Linked DNA regions of Homo sapiens: region 1 is linked to region 2. A link is a contact called in ENCODE Hi-C or POLR2A ChIA-PET data. All regions are on one chromosome and are shown on one strand. Each heading gives the region's core, a stretch centred on a gene start or an enhancer-like site at or near the end of the contact. The rest is flanking DNA. Distances are from core to core; before and after follow the strand shown.

The links. Hi-C counts contacts between places; a loop is a spot of excess contacts on that map. ChIA-PET counts read pairs that join two places held with the same protein, here RNA polymerase II (POLR2A). Pooled maps may share reads with other maps.
Region 1: POLR2A ChIA-PET joins it to region 2 with 6 read pairs in CD8-positive, alpha-beta T cell. The contact joins the enhancer-like site here to the promoter of LINC00299 in region 2. A Hi-C loop is called at or near these places in 2 of 168 maps with a recorded cell type or tissue (CD14-positive monocyte and CD4-positive, alpha-beta T cell), 2 of 37 single-sample maps with no recorded cell type and 3 of 50 pooled maps. POLR2A ChIA-PET finds 5 or more read pairs at or near these places in 9 of 52 experiments (CD4-positive, alpha-beta memory T cell, CD8-positive, alpha-beta T cell, CD8-positive, alpha-beta memory T cell and 6 more).

What each region holds. Positions count from the first base shown.
Region 1 is chr2:8,280,778-8,283,477 of GRCh38, forward strand. The region is part of intron 7 of LINC00299 (long intergenic non-protein coding RNA 299); the gene reads right to left. Among named protein-coding and RNA genes, the nearest start is that of LINC00299, 46 kb to the right of the region's middle. RefSeq lists an enhancer at 655-1,155. Within about 2 kb of position 1,259, at least 3 of the 41 ENCODE cell types and tissues checked have a DNase peak (open chromatin) inside an H3K27ac peak, as active enhancers do; they include CD8-positive, alpha-beta T cell, where a contact is called at or near this core.
Region 2 is chr2:8,327,159-8,329,858 of GRCh38, forward strand. It overlaps LINC00299 (long intergenic non-protein coding RNA 299), which reads right to left and starts at 1,261. Exons shown (of 9, transcript NR_034135.1): 1 at 1,076-1,261.

The sequences.
Region 1 (2,700 bases), core at 9-2,508, 46 kb before region 2:
TTACCTGCATAGTTGTATATTTACTAAAGACTCACAAACAGAATGTCCATAATGCAAAAAATAAAATAAAGACAGGTGAGCTTTCTTTTTTTTTTTTTTTTTTTTTTTTTGAGACAGGGTCTCACTCTGTTGTCCAGGCTGGAGTGCAGTGGCATGATCTCAGCTCACTGCAACCTCTGCCTCTCGGGTTCAGGTGATTCTCATGCTTCAGCCTCCAAGCAGCTGGGATTACAGGTGCCCACGACGACACTCGTGTAATTTTTGTATTTTTAGTAGAGGTAGGGTTTCATCGTGTTAGTCAAGTTGGTCTTGAACTCCTGACCTCAAGTGATCCACCCACCTCAGCCTCCAAAGTGCTGGGATTACAGGCATGAGCCACCGCACCCAGCCCAGGTGAGCTTTCTAGACCTCTGTATGCCTACTCTTTTATGTGCCTAATAATAAATCTCTCAGTTCAGGCTGGCATTGCACTGGAGATTTTTCAGCGCATTTTGTATATGTATATTATCTTTTGGTTCTCACAACCAACATGTAAGAGAAACAGGTTTGGTGCTATTATTCCCCGTTTACAGATGGACAAGCACCGAGAGTGGTAATTATTCAAAGCCACGTGGACCTGGGCAGAACTAGAAGCCACATATTTTAGTATCAATGTTGATTTTTAGAAGATACAGTGCTGCTAAAGGTGAAGGTTCAGTCTTAGGTTTTATTATCTCAGCTCCAAAGTTCACAAATTTAAAAGCAGTAAATGAATGGCTAGCTGAATAATTGAAATAATTTTCAATTCATAAAATCACACCCTCAAGAAAGGCAGGCCTTCAGGAAGCCCATGGTTGTGGCCCTGTGGTTCAGCCAGCCCCACTCAGAAAGGTGAGGAGGGGGCCTGGCTTTCAGCCCCCACCCGAGACTCCGCAACTGTCCACCCGCCTCACCCTTTGCTTGCTGTACTTGCAGCCTGTTTCTTCCTGCCCTGCCCTGCCCTCGAAAACACAGCAGCTCCCCACCTTCCTCTGAGCATAATGCTTCCATACAATTATCGTAACAATTCAGACAATTTCAACAATTTCAAACAAGTATTGAAAACCCCTCAACCCACAATCTTCTGAAACGTCCATATCAGGTATTGGCAAATTGTTACACTGCCTGCACCAAAAATAAACAAGGACAACAGAGACGGAGGAAAATTCCCTTCCTGCTCTTTAAACTCCCACAAGCACCAACAACCTTCAGTGTTAAAACGTATCTTCAGTTTTGTTTCTGAAGTCTCAAGACTTCAAGTGAGGACACGCCCTCCGCCAGCTAGCCGGCCCATCCCTTATCTCGTTCCGCGGGGCAAAGATGAGGAGAGACCGACCCTCTGCTCGCTTCTTCAGCTTTGAGGAGCAGCCACCGAGGCAGCCTCTCAGATGCCACATCACACCCCACGGTGAAACTGTGTCACCTTCTGGCCACTGGGCGGGCCACACAGGAGCTGCGGTGGTCATCCAGTGTTTCAGCCAGGGTGCTCCAGAGGAACAGAATGAATAGGATAGATTATAAATAGAGAAGAGGAGGTTTATTCTGGGAAGTGCCTCACACGGTGGAGGCTGAGAAGTCCCACGATCTGCCGTCTGCAATCTGGAGACCAGGAAAGCTGGGGGTGTGGTTCAGTCTCAGTCCAAAGGCCCAAGAACCAGGAGCACCAGTGTAGGACAGCAGGAAAAGACGGACGTCCCCGCTCTATCCGAGAAAAGAGAACCCCCGCTTCTTCCCCCTTTAAGTTGGGTTCAGGCTGTCAGCAGGCTGACTGATGCCTGCCCACACTGGGGAGGGCAGGTCTTCTTTACTCAGTCTCAGCTCCTCCCAGACACACCCAGAAGTCATGCTTACCAGCTGCCCGGGCATCCCTTAGCCCAATCACGTTGATTCTCAAAATTAACCGTCATATCCAATTATACCTTTTGACCCAGCTGGTTAGCAGAACCAAGCTCAGAGAGCCTCCTGCCTGCCCACCCAAATACAGCCCTAAGGCCAAACAGATGCATGTTTAACTGGAGCCTCAAACTTAGAATGAGAGAAAACAGAAAGGCAAGTAAAAAGTAACTGTTTTGGTCAATAACCCGTGTATTCATCACTTCACTGACAGAGCTTATCGTATGTAAGTTCCTCATGGCAGATGGGCGCGTGGCCTGTGCACGCATGCAGGCCTGCACACTCACATGCACGCACACACACCGGACAGGTTAATCCCCGTATCATTGGCTGCCACGGGTTGCCTAAGAAGCTTAACAGGGCATGTTCTGACTTCAACAATGACCTGCTAATGGTTTTGCATTTTTCTCAAGTATTATAACCCATCTTTGTCCCCCTTATCTCCTAATGAAATCAGTAAATTGAGGTGACTGCAAGAGGGAGCGCAAAGGAAACACCAGAGCCAAGGGTGCCGCGAGGCTCTACTAAGCCACAAACCATCATCTTGAGGCGATTATCAGACCTTGACTTTTGCTTCGAGAAATAAAGTTGCAGATATCCTGGCGAAACAAAATTTCTTTCCGTTTTACTTAAAAAAGAAGAATGCAGCCCATATAGTTGTGATTTTGCTAACACTGAGAAAGCTGTCTCTCACTGCACTCTCCATTTGTGTGTCTTTTCCGCAGCCTATAGTTACAGCATGTGGCATTTCAACCTTCTGTCCCTTTTTTTTTTTTTTTTTTTGACTCT
Region 2 (2,700 bases), core at 11-2,510:
GCAGACTTGACTTAGCCCAGATTCCCCACCAAGCAGAAACTGAGGCCGACTTAGATGCTAACGTTTTATTGAAAGATCCAATCCCTGGGCAGAAACAATGAGAGGAAAGGGAAAGATTGAAAGCAAGCACAAGGTCGGTGTGTAAACACGTGGTCATTGCTTCCCAAGCCACCAAGAGATTTAAGGGTCCCTGGGCCACGTGGGGCCCCTGGAAACAGGCTGCACAGAGACCTGCCCTAGAGCCTGCCCAGGAGGCCAAGGGAGGAAGTGGTCTGCCAGCTCCCTCATCTCCCACCTTCGATTAGTCACAGTCACCCCACAGGCAGTGACACCCATACTTCCCAGGGGGTCATCTAGCCTCTCCAGGTAGCTACAGGGGACACAGATCCCCCTCTGAGGCATTTCACCCTGGCCTTGGAGGGGCAGGGGTCAGGGGCCCCCCAAGCCTAGTGCAGCCTCAGCCACCAGAGTATGAGAGTGGCCATGTGGAGTCTGTCATCACCTCCAGGGGATCGCGGATGCAGGAGGGTAGCAGCTACCTGGGTGCTTCACAAGTAAGAACCCAAGGCCCCTGGAGACAAGTGAGGCCCAGAGAACTCAAGGACCCAAGAGGGGCCTTAAAATTGTGCCTAAACAGGACCTGGAGTCCCTCTGAGAAGTCATGGGCCAGGCACAGGAAGCCTTGCCAAGCTGCAGTCCTGGGCTAACTCACAAGTCTAGGGGCTTGGAGGGGCTCCGTCCAAGAATACCAGAGCTTCCTGGGCACCCAAAGCCGTAGAGTCAGGCCAGCTAGGGCAGCACACATGGCTGTCCCCACTCTTAAGACTGATAGACCAGAGCCCAGGCCGCCCCCAGAGCCAGGCAGGAACCATTCTGACCACCGGCCTGGGGAAGGCCACTCTTCCCAAGGGCTGGTGTAAGGAAGAGGCTCCTGGACTCGGAATGAGAAGTTGCCAATTCATGACCTGCCCGGCCTCCTACTAGCTGCACACCTTTGGATGAGGCCTTGAACCTCTTCTCTGCAAAAGCAATCCTAGCCGAGCCCTGCCAGCCTCTGGAACCTCTGTCTCCTCACCTGTAAAATGGGGTAAGGGTCCAGGCTGGTCCAACTCCTGGGGCTACTGTGAGGATCACGGGGCTTTGCCGATGAAAACCCTACTGCCCTGCCCTGCCCTGCAGGCCTGTCCTGCATGCCCCTGCTCATCCACGGGGCCCATGGGCCTGAGGTCAGGGCGAGGCATGGCCACCCTAGCTCAGTGTCAGCCCAACCCTTCCTATCAGAGGGAAGCAGAAATTGCCCTGTGCAGCCTGCTTCCTGCCCCATGACAAGGGGCTTCCCCTTAAGATGATTTTGTTTGTCACAGCCCATAAGGGGAAGGGTATTCCCTGAACCAGCACAGCCCTTTGATGGGACCAGGGGGCCCCTGTCCTGGGTCCAGCACTCCTATCATGAAGAGAGGGACAGGAGAGTCGATGGGGGAGGGCACGAGCCTTCCCAGGGAGACCTGATCCCATCCACGCCTTGTACCCAAGCCCCCAGAATTCCTAGCCTAAATGTCTCCAAACCTACTTCCAGGGCCCAAGTCTGATCCCCTGGACATCCCAGAGCCTGGGGAGGCCCAAGGCCCACCCCTGTGGGTGGAGCACCCTGACAGGGAAGAGTGAAGTCCAGGGAGGGAGGAGAGGAGATGTGAGAGGGGGAAGGGAGGCCGAGGGCAGCAGGGGCTGGAAGCAGCTTCCTCCAAGGCCTTCTGCTGGCCTGAAGTCTCAAGGAGTCTGAATTCCAAATTCGAACCTAGCCATCAAGGTCAAGGTAGTAGGAGAGAAACCATTTTACTCAACAATGTATAAGCAAAATGTGTCATTTTTTAAATATGAAGATCTTTACCATGTGGGCCCCATTCGAACTCTTGCTCTGGGGACCTGCCCATGTTCAGGAGCTATGTCATTTTACTCAGCCTCCTTCCAGCAACTTCCACCCTCTGCTGCCCCAAATCTCAAAGCCTCAGGTGCAGTATTCTTCTAAAACCTGGATACTCCCTTCTGGTCCACAGGGCATCTGTTCTAAGGCATCCCCCTTGCCTTGATCATGAAGGGAACGTCCTTTGAAAAGGCTGCCGTCCAAAATATTCCCTGCTGTCCATTCATTCACTCATTCATTCCTTTATTCAACAAATGCTTGAGTATATCCTTCTGTGCCAGGCCACACTCTGGAGATAGTGCAATGAACAACACTGGCAGAAGCCCCTGCCCTCATGAGCTTCTATCCTGGTGGACAAAGACACACAGCAAGCCGGTGAGCATGTGAGATGAACAGAGCATCAGGAAGGGCCACCAGCACCCTGTGCCTGCACACCCACTGTGACTGCCCATGGCTGGGGGCCTGGCCCACTGTACTTCACATGGTGGACAATGAGGCCCTGTGAGGCTCCTTGTGGCCCCTAACTCCTAAGTGACCGGGCTGGGATTCCCACTCAGATGGTGCTGAGGTCAAAGATCTCAAAGGCTTTCCACCGCCAGGTCCCTCCTGAGTCAGGACTAGCATTAATTATAATAACAGTATCAATTAGCTCCTCTTGGCTCCAAAATATAATGGCTGCTTCCTCTGGTACAATATTAGGAGCAGGCACCAGATGAAAAAGCAAACGGATCGAACACCACCCACAGAGATAAACTGGCCTCGTGATCAATGATGGTGGA